Regions from separate parts of the Mus musculus genome. Here region 2 is linked to region 1. A link is a loop called in an ENCODE intact Hi-C map of the cell type or tissue named here. Cell type or tissue: left cerebral cortex. All regions are shown on one strand. Links, peaks and the distances in the headings refer to the core of each region. The heading gives the core; the rest is flanking DNA. Region 1 holds the start of Snap25 (synaptosomal-associated protein 25). Region 2 overlaps Gm32659 (a long non-coding RNA gene).

Region 1 (5,379 bases), core at 125-5,124:
GGAGCCCTGTCACTCACTTCTGCACTGTTTGCTACCCTCAGGCTCAGGGAATGGAGAGAGCATCCATCTCCTTCAGTTGTGTACTCACCGATGACCTTATCAGGCTCCACTGAACACTTCCAATTCAGTGATTACACAGATAGTCCCCAGGGAAACTAAATGGGCCCCAAAACAAAACCCATAGTTGTGAGCCAAGAAAGAGAGTGGTAGGAATATGGAAGAAGAGGGAATTACAAAGATGATGAGAAGGTGGAAGAGAGAATAATCAGAATACAATATATGAATGCATGAAATTGTCAAACAACACAAATAACAAAAACATACTTTTATGAAATTGTAATTGTCAAGCCAACTAACAATCTTTGGAGGTTTTTTTTTTCTCTTGTTTTCTGAATTTATATTTATCCATGTATTTATTCATTTACATTTTGGCATTTTGGAACAAGGTCTTACTATAAAGCCCAGGCTAGCTTCAAACTTACTGTATAGCCCAGGCTGGCCTTGAACTCACAATGAAGCCCTTGCCTTAGCCTCCCACTTGGCTATGAATCTTGAACTTTGTATTCCAAGAATAACCATTGCAAATTAGAATGCTTGGGGGCATGGTATACCAAAGAGCTTTCAGAGACTGCATTAGCATACCATACATACCCATTAATCACAGCAGTGAGTTCCTTGGCATCAGGAACTACACATACTGGATCTTTGTAGAGGGGACTCAGACACAGCTAAATCATTTCGGGGCAAAATTGTCTTCACCTTGCTTCTCTGTATGGGCCAAGTCATTGTAAACCCAGAATAACATAAATCTGCTGGCCGGGGACTGTCAATCATCACCACGGGAGTTTTTGTTTGTTCTGCTTTATTTTAATGAAACAATAGAAACAATACGATATTCAAAGTATATTAGGGACTATCTTGCTACACAGGAAAAGCTTTTACATTTCCAGGGTATCTTAGATTAGATCTTAGTGATTCCCAAGCATAGAGAACCTCTTATCATCATTTTGTGAAGGAGCATACAGATATGAATAATGCTGTCACCTCTTTCAGAGGGGCTGTTGGTATTTTCTGTGGCTCCATGAGTCAGTGCGACTCTGTCTTCCTCTCTGTAATTTCTGAAGTTGTCAGTGTGAGGAATCTTCAGCTAAAGATTCAGAACACCAAGCTCTTCTCTCCGGTGCTTGCCACATCACTTTTGCCTGCAGAATGAGGCTCCCTCAATGACGTACTTAAAAAAAAAAGGGGGGGGGGGGAAATCCCCTGCCCCCATTCTTTCACAAACTTTCTGCCTGAATGATTTCTAGTTGGAGGGCCCTATACATATTTTCTTTCTCCTTCTTGTAGGGTAGTTTGTCTGTCTCTGCCAACTCTGCATGCTGCCTTTTTTTTCCCAAGTCATATCATAACTGAAAAATATTACATTCTTAAGCCTATTCCTGCGAGCTTTATTATAATGAAAATATGAGCTGGAATGGCAGCCTAGTGAGGGCCAAGCATATTTTTTTCTGTCGTACAAAAATTTAAATGTTGAATAACTCAGTAAGCAAATTGCAGCAGCAATATTTCAGGAATCCGGTTTTAATCAAAACCCAAACACCATCATCATCGCAAACATTAAGATTTCAAAATATCCTTTGGATCTTGGTATCTGTTAGAAAAAGGAAATTCTGCTCCTCTCCTATGTACATCCACCCAACCCCCTCCTCCCTCAGCTCCCCGTCTGTCTTCGCCTACAATTAAAAGCTTTATTACCTAAGCTTGCCTTTAAAACCAGCAAGCGTGGTGTGTGTGTGTGTGTGTGTGTGTGTGTGTGTGTGTGTGTGTGTTATCGAGACCGGGGCGGGGGGCGTTTACGCGTTGCTTTTCAGATCCAGTTTTAAGTGTGTGTGTGTGTGTGTGTGTGTGTGTGTGTGTGTGTGTGTGTGCGCGTGTGTGTTTCTAAGAGAAAAGGATTTTCCATCGCCCAAGAGGCCATCAAGTTTTAAGATTGCGAGGCACGACTTCTAATCGCATCCTCCGCGGAAAAGTACAAACAGTTCCTGAGACGAGGTCCCCCACCTCCCACGCGCTCCCCAGCTCTCCCTCCCTGCCTAGAACCCGGACAACCTCCCCAACACCTGTGAATCATCTAGAGGCTGCACCACCGAACTATTTGCATATCGCCGCCTGCCCTACCCAGCTCCTGACTGCTCCTGACGCACGACAAGCAAAGACAGGATTATATTGTGTGGTTATTACTTCTAATCTTTCATCTGAACCAGCAGAAGTAGACATTCTTGCTCATACCAGACCCAGAGGTTCAGAGGGTCGGCCACTGAAAGTGCTTGTGCAATGAGTGACCCTCCAGATTTCAGTACTGTCCTAGCCACCTTCCCCCCACCCCCACCCCCGGATGTCTGGACACGTTCTAAGAAACCCGAATACCGCTCTAGGCCCAGACTGCAAATTCAACCCGCCACAGAGTCATCTATAAGCCCCGGGCAAACAACTCGCAACTCAAAGCCCTAGCCCTGCAAACCCAAGCTAATAGGGCTAACTAGCTTCCCTCTCCCTTTCCCCAACTCAGGTGTTATCTCGGTGATAATTGCTCTGACGTACTTTAAAAGAAAGTGTGAGCCTTTCCCAAACTGGCCATGATTAAATGAGAACTCTAAACCTGCAATGCTGCTTTAATACAATAATTTTCATAAAAATAGCAATGTGAGTAACCTGGTCACGAAAGGAGCTGGTGAGAGCGAGAGCTGAGGGGAATGCCTCTTCGGACCCTCTTCTCTGGAGAAAATAAATCACAACAGAAATCTATGCCAATCCCTCACATCATTACCCTTCTATTCCTTTACCTTCCTCTCGTGTCTGTGACTCAACCAAAGACAAATCATCAGGGGAACGTTTTACATATAAATATGTATATGTTTACATTATTATAATTGTATATACATTCCAAACACACGTATTTACATACATATATTCACATATGCATGCACACGTAAGCAAACGCATAGGCCATCAGGAAAACAGTCGCAAGAAATATGTATTTCCCAAGACGGTGCTAAAATGGAGTCAAAAGAATCGCTCCATTTGGGTGTTTATAAAAGATTGAAATAAAAAGGGTTGCTGCAAAGCGCTCAGGGAGCTGAGTCAAGCGCTCCGCACCTCCCGGCTCCTCCCCTACCGCCCCCAGCCACCTTCCTCCCTCCGCCCTCCCCCATCACACTTCCTCCCCGCCCCTCGAGGAGCCGGCTATTAAAAGCTGCTGACGTCAAAGGAACGGCCATCTTTGATGAGGGCAGAGCTCACGTTGCATTGAAGAAGAAACCTCGGGGAGGTCTGGAGCTGTCTTTCCTTCCCTCCCTACCCGGCGGCTCCTCCACTCTTGCTACCTGCAGGGATCAGCGGACAGCATCCTCCGGAGAAGACAAGGTAAAGAGCCCCCTCCCCCGATCCAGGTCCTAGCCCTGTATGGCTGCATACACAGAAGGGACTGCAGCTGGCAGCCCAAGTGAGCCTGGGTAAATACAAGTATTGGTGCACTTAGGGTGCGGTATTCCCTGTGTGCATATCTACCTAGACTCTCGCCTGGGGCTGCATAAAAGTATTTTCGAGGTGAGCTGTTTGGAGAAGGAGTGAATGGGGACACTACAGATGGAGTGGTGGGAAGAAATAGCGAGGATGTGTACAGAATAATAACTTACTCTTTTGAAGCAGCCGTGGGACCCTCTTCCATCTTGCGATGCAGTTTTGAGATATGTTTAGGTTATTAGGATTGTGGGGTTTTTTTTCTACCTGTAGTCTAAAATTTAAAAGCAAAACACGATCTTGTAGTTCGTTCCAACCCTATGATTATGACTGTAGTGTTTAGGGCACTGCTACCCAAGGGAGATGAGAAGGCAGGGTGTGGGCGCTGGGGAGGCGAAAGGAGAAGGGGGGCAGTTCCCTCCCTGGGCAAGCTGAGCTGCGGCAGCGGCAGCGGCAGCAGCCTCCATGCCCCACAGACTTGATTTATGCCGCCTGCCCCAAGTCAGCTACAGGCGAGCATGTGCTGCAAAGTGGGAGAGCTCTGGAGGTTTGGTGCGGTGGGCTAGACTAGTGGGGGTGCGATGGCGGGAGCTCAGCACCCTGGACAGGAGTGCTCGGCGCCCGCGTCGGCGCCCTGACCTTTCAGCACCGCGGACAGCGATCCGGCTGCAGCGCCGCATTACCTGCTGCAGAGATGCCTGGCTGGGACTAGAGGCCAAATTTTCTCTCTGAGATCCAGGTCTTATAGAAAGTCTTAATAGAGCTCGCATAGTAGATTAAAAGAAAGACAGAAGAATAAATCCTGTCAGCAGGGATTTATTTACAGACAATTGCCTGCTCTCTTCCTCACTTCCCACGTAGCTTCAAGAAAAAGCAGACTACTTGTAGAAGCCTTCTGTATTTCTTCCTGTGCCTTGGTTTAGACAAAAACAAAACAACAAAACAAAACAAAACCATACTTTTAAAAACGGTCACTTATCCTCCATTACGACATATATACTGTAATTTTTTGTATTTAACACAGGGTAGATATATCCGTTGATATTAGGTGGGCTCCAGTGGGCTTATAAGATGATGCTAGTACTATCTATTTATAGGACAGTTCCTTCCCTGTGTTTTTTTTTAATATGGGTTATCTGAACTAGTTTCTGGAATAAATCCCTTTGTCACTTTTCCTTTATTCTTAAAACTAGGTAGAAACAAGCATACACAGCCAAAAGAAAAATTTCAATATCTTTGGCTGTGGTTTTGGAGTTAGTGCATTTCATATTAACATTGGATATGGCAGATTGATTGCTGTAGATGTTGACGTTAAGAATGGTCATCCTTGGGAGAAGTTAAACATGTCCTTCAGGGTTATGAATCGGCTGAAGCAGGAATCTGACCCCCAAGATTCACTGCAATTTCTATTATGGCACTGCAGGATTTTGCTGAGGTCATGATAACTATTTTCTTCTCTGAGGCTTAGAGACTCCGCATGAGCAAAAATTGTCATGATGATAAATATCTGTTTGATTTAGAGTCTCATAATTGTCATGAATGTATCAAGACTAAAATGATATGCTTTCCACAGTTGTTAAATGAGAATAACAGCTTCATATATAAGGATGTATATAATGCATTAAAGACATGCTAGCATGAACCCTTTTAAAGACCTCCTCCCAAAGGTCTTGAATTGTGTTCATTTAGTTATAACTCCAATCATCTGTCTCCCAAAGATACTAAAATTCTCTATTAAAAAGAGTTATTTTATCCCCAGCTATTTATTTGTGGGTTCTCTTTATAAAAATCATGTGTTTCCATGTATGTATATGCTGGCATATTATTGTGTGTAGATGTAAGTTGATCTCAGTGGAAATT
Region 2 (5,379 bases), core at 195-5,194, 65 kb before region 1:
GCAGGCGATTTCTGAGTTTGAGGCCAGCCTGGTCTACAGAGTGAGTTCTAAGATAGCCGGGGCCACACAGAGAAACGCTGTCTCAAAAAAAAGAAGAAGAAGAAGAAGAAGAAGAAGAAGAAGAAGAAGAAGAAGAAGAAGAAGAAGAAGAAGAAGAAGAAGAAGAAGAAGAAGAAGAAAGAAAGAAAGAAAGGAAGGAAGGAAGGAAGGAAGGGAGAGAGAGAGAGAAAGAGAGAGAGAAAGAAAGAAAGAAGGAAGGAAGGAAGGAAGGAAGGAAGGAAGGAAGGAAGGAAGGAAAGAAAGAAAGAAAGAAAGAAAGAAAGAAAGAAAGAAAGAAAGAAAGAAGATAGAAGTAAAAGTATTTAAGAGGAATAAAGACTAAGGGAAGGGAAGAGGTAGGGGGAAGATAGGAGAATATGAGGTTATGCCCAAAGGGCATTCTGTGCCTGCATGAAAATAACCTTATGTAACAAAATGCATTTTAAAAAAAAGACGACCCAATTTTTAATCCTACCATCTACCATCTTTATACCTTACCCAAAGTGACAATTTATTATTGAAAAGGCTCTGATTTTGTCTATAGGCATATTCATTGCAACGTGATTTTGCAGCATTTCTAGTCCTGAGGTGGCTTTATTTTCCTGCCCTTTGAATCCAACCTATGACTTGTTATTACCAAGAGAATATGCTAGAAAAGAAAGTTTACCAATTTCATGTCTGGCCTCTATTGACCTTGAACACCCTTCCTCTTTCTCTTCAACCCTTAGCAACTGCATGTGACAATGCCCAGACAAATTTGCTACAGAATAACAGACACATGGTCTAGTCACACTGGAATAAAAATAGAGAGCATCTTAGGAATGAGAGACGTTAAATTCTTATGGATGTGATGCAGAGAGGGATGAACCAACAGTATGAGGGAGGGGAGACATGAAGGTATTTGGAGAAAGAATGACAAGGGCCTAAGGAAGCTAAGGAGAGACTTCTCTTTGTGATCCACCAAAATGTCATGCAAGGAATTGTGAGACAATGGAAAAGGAGTAAATGTTTTTATCAAATGATAATTGATATAAAAAGATTAGTAAGGTATATATACAGTCGTAGAGAAAACTAGAATTGTCAGCTCTTAGAGAGAACAAACAAGAGTTGGAGTTTTCTTACAATAGTTAATGGGGTCACTTTTCACTACATTTATGCCCCTATGGGGATCCTATATCTGGATAGGTCCCCATCTTGTTAACTGGTAAACTTGACAGGACCAGTTCTCCTTGATACTGGCCATATAGAGCAATGTGCCACAGGTCACAAGAAGTTTGGCTTTGAATGTTTGTATAAAACATTGCAAGTCATTGGGTCAGGCTCAAAGTTACAAAAGATATACGTTTTATAGTGTGGGGATTTTTGCTTTTATTTTTTGAGTTTTGTCTCCATAATGCCCTCACTCTGTAAAAACTTCTGGCTACTAAGTTTCCCTCCCCGTGCAGTCAAAAATCAGTGAAATGCCAATGTGTGTTTGTGTTATACAGCACTGTCCTAATGAGAGCAGCTATCCCACCTGTAGAACAGCATCACGGCTGGGTTTCCCTGAATCAGAGAAGGAAGAGGCTTGCACCATCATGGGACCCTCACCTGAGCAGCCAGCATTCCTTCCAGACAATTATATGCAATTCTGACCCAACTGGGTGTGGCTTTGGGTCTTAGCAAGGGGCCAGAGTAGATAGAGCAGGAAGGGCAAGGGGAAGGGGATTCTATCTGTGTGGACACTGAGAAGCCACCATCCATGCTGTGACGACTTTCCAGAGAGGCTGGTTTGGGGTCACTAATTTTCTGATCAATAACCCCTCATCTGTGCTCCATAATCAATCCTAATATACTCATGGGTTCATCAGGGCAAATGTGGGTGGAATTGAACCTTGTTTTGTCATCAGGACTTGGAAGGGGTATTTAGACATTGTCTAGTATCCTCCCTTCCTGGGGAGAAAATTCTGCCAATAATTTACTGTGGACTTGAGAGGTTTCCAATTCAGGACTAAGGAGACAAAAGAGGATTTTGGTGGACAGAGGACACAGCACTTGGGCAGGAAAGGCTTAGAGCCCAGAGGGCAGCCCTGTGTGCTGCAAACAGCCCAGCCCGAGCCTTCTGTGAAGTCACAGTGGGAGGACGTGATGAGAAAGCAGCTTCTATTTTTGATATGTGGTCTAGAAAAAGTACCTGGGAAGCCAGCAAGAAGCAAACCAGAGAGGATGACTGATAGAGCCAACACAGATTTTCACTTTATGAGAGATGTGGGGAGGGGACAGAGGCCCAGAAATGTGAAGCGGGGTGGGAGACAGTGTAAGTAAAAATTAGAAGTAAGCCCTCTTGGATTTTTAGCTTTGAGTATTTTTTTTCTTCATTTAAATCTAACATACATAGCAAATTATGCAAATCTTAAATATCCAGCTTAGTAAACTGGAGAGTAAGCCTAGACCAACGTGAAGGAGCTTCTGGCAACCCACAGATTTCACACGCACATTCCTCTTCAACAGAGGTTAGCTTCTCAGGCTACCAGTCTTTTGACTTCTGGTTAGTTTTAATCTGGTTAATTCTGACTCTGGTTAATTTACAAGGACTCAAACAGTAAATACTCCTGTGCTTATCTTTTTATCTTTGTCATTTTTGTCTCTAAGACTCATACAGAGGGGACCGCATGTTACAATAATTTGTTCCATGGTATGAATCCAACGCAATTTAGTCTCTTCTTCTTCTTATGCTGCTGCTGCTGCTAAAGCTGTTGCTGCTGCTATTAGGCCTCTGAGCTGTTTCCAGATTTAATTTAGGGAGAACACTCCTACAAACATTCCCCTTGTATTTTGTCATATATTATCTTTCTCCGTGGCCTTTATCCAACCTTCTCCTCTATGTCATTTGGCCTAGGAAGTAACCAAATGCAGTTAGTGTTCGTCACAACTGGGGTCAGGGCCCACTGAAATAGGAAGAGAAAGAAGGTCAAGGAATGAAGGAATGGGCAGTCCCATGATTCTCTCCTAACCTTACCTCTTCCCAAGAGCAACAGCAATGACCTGCTTTTGAATTAGGAATGTAGACACCTCCTCCTAATATGCAAATATGCTTTTCTTTCAAGGACAAATTCATAAAACAACTGAAATGCTACACTTGCCTGGTACTTCATAGGATCCGATTATTCTGTTCTGTATTAGCCTCCTCTCTACGCAGTTATCCTTTAACCTGGAAGTTTGTTAGAGATGCAGAATGCTAGGCCTCATCTCAGCACCTGCATTTTAACAAGATTCTCCCCCAGGTAATTGCTGGGGACATGAGAGCTGATGAAGTGCCACATTCTCCTACTTGCCACTTACCAAACTCTCCAAAACAGAAAGGGGAAGAAAAGTCATCTTGTTACACAAGGTTTCATCCAGATGCAGGAAGGTGACCTTGACATGCCAAGGGCATCTTGCTGACTCTGTCCCAGGGGAGTCCTCTCTAGAAGGAAGTTCAGGTGTTTTTAGAGGACAAACGGTTCCTTTAATTCTCACTGGTAACTACTGGAATGACTATACTTCATCAGGCCTTTCTTCCTGATCTTCCTATAGTGCAGTATCCTAAGAGATGCACGGATGGCACAAGGAGCCACCAAGGACATAAATACTTCCGAAAGGTAAATACTCTAAAGGGATTGGGAATCTACACAAATGGAACCAGGAGCCCTACATCGCGTGAAAGATCAGAGGAGCTATGGAAAGAGGGCAAGTAAAAGCAAAGAGACATTGCCCATCACAGTTTGCTGTCTGTTCCTTCCTTGACTGCAGCCGAGAGGTCTGTGCTGTGACTCAGTCTGCAAGCAGCTGTTGGCAGCCAGCCCAGAGCTGGCCCAGGTCCTCACTGCAGAGAAAAGAAGGCTTCCTGGCACACCTTTACTGGGGCCTGTGGGGCATCAATGGCCACCTGCACCTGGAGGGCACAGGCTCTGCAGTAAAAAGCAGTCAGGCTGCAGAGCTGGCTGGAAAACCAGTGCAGTAACTCGAGACAGGTACAACTCATTTTGTCCCTGCACGGTCTGAGGACACCGTGGCTTCATTGTTGCTCTCTGCTCCTTTCAGACTCAGCTCCAGGTTTTAGACTGTCCTACTTGTCCTGGAGATCCAAATGTTTCCCCTTGATTTTGAGCCCACATGCAGTCTCCTAGCCTAGATGTCTATTAATCAGTGGAACTCAGGTCTCAGGTTAGTAAACCCTACCAACTGTACAGCTTCTCTTTAAAGTCTAGCTGAATGGGGTTAGAAATAACACCTGGAGGTGGAACAGCCTGACGATAAAGCATCATAGGAAGCTTCTAAGAAAGCATCCAGCCATATACCTCATCCACCCCAGGATCAGACATCAAAGGGACAGCTAGCTGGGGCCTTCCAGAACCAATTTCTGGCTGATTTCTAATTCAGAAGGATGGATCTGGTGGTAAAAAGGGAGCAATATCAAGGCCACTGAGAGAGCTTATGAAATGTTCATGAAGTTGCAGAACTGTAAAACCAATATGTGCCATGAGTTGTCCCAGCTGAATGTGAGTCACCAACTCTCCAAGTCAAAAAAGTGGACTAAAGTTGCTGGCCAACCCTGAGCCTCCTTGTTCCTCCCAGATGTTCAGTCTGCTTCCATATACTTCACCCTATACTTCATCAGTGTCTTCTCCTTCAACGTTGGGAAATGGTCCGTGTCTATGAACATGTCTGTGCCTGTGTCCTGTGAATTCATTTGGGACCAAGTTGTGTGATAAGAGCACTGAGTGTAGTCTCCAAAGAGATGGATGTGTATAGGAGGGAGTGTCACATTTCTAAACCATGGTCAGAAAGTTGCTCTTTGTGTGTGCATGTGTATCTGTAGGTGTTCAGGCATGGGGAAAGAAAGTGGAGGCCGATGGGGAGCATGTCAAAACCACTGTTTGGGTGTAACTCATGTCTCAAGCATCTCAGAACGTCCTTCCCATTTAACTGTGCAGGAGGGAATGGTGACTGGCCTTTCCTACCCCTTTTAAACAAGACCCCAAGTAGAGCTTATGAACAGGTTCACCTGAAGGTCTGTTTTAACAATAGGGAGGAAAAAACTTCAGAGAAAAAAATCTCCCATCTCCAAAGAGTTAAACAAACTAAAACAAAAATCGGTATGTTGGATGTTACATGGTAAGAGTATCAAAGTTCTGACTTTGTATACCATTTTCTCCTGGATTCACATCTGTACATTTTCCATCCATATCACTGAATCAGAACCTAGATTGATTGATTGATTGACTGATTGATTGATTGATTGATTGATTTAAGTCTTCTCTCACTAGCCACCTACACCCAGGCAGGCCTCTCCATTTACTTGAATAACTATTATTGAGC

Evidence for each region. Hi-C counts contacts between places; a loop is a spot of excess contacts. Peaks named below come from ENCODE experiments on the same cell type or tissue, not always from the same donor. Only the 100,000 strongest peaks of a DNase experiment are listed, where the experiment ranks them.
Region 2: a loop joins it to region 1, with 7 times the contacts of the local background. A loop is called at or near these places in 3 of 42 quality-filtered maps.

Annotation. Positions count from the first base shown.
Region 1 is chr2:136,710,178-136,715,556 of GRCm38, forward strand. Snap25 (synaptosomal-associated protein 25) reads left to right here and starts at 3,273. Exons shown (of 8, transcript NM_011428.3): 1 at 3,273-3,423. Gm32659 (a long non-coding RNA gene) reads right to left here and starts at 4,161. Exons shown (of 3, transcript XR_375013.3): 1 at 3,696-4,161. In left cerebral cortex, for the core only: no CTCF peak of the experiment used is centred there; DNase peaks (open chromatin) are centred at 1,162, 1,733, 2,106, 2,450 and 3 more places; H3K4me3 peaks cover 3,407 bases; H3K27ac peaks cover 4,106 bases.
Region 2 is chr2:136,644,943-136,650,321 of GRCm38, forward strand. All of the region lies in intron 2 of Gm32659 (a long non-coding RNA gene), which reads right to left. Among named protein-coding and RNA genes, the nearest start is that of Snap25, 66 kb to the right of the region's middle. In left cerebral cortex, for the core only: no CTCF peak of the experiment used is centred there; DNase peaks (open chromatin) are centred at 2,247, 3,847 and 4,557; H3K27ac peaks cover 1,944 bases.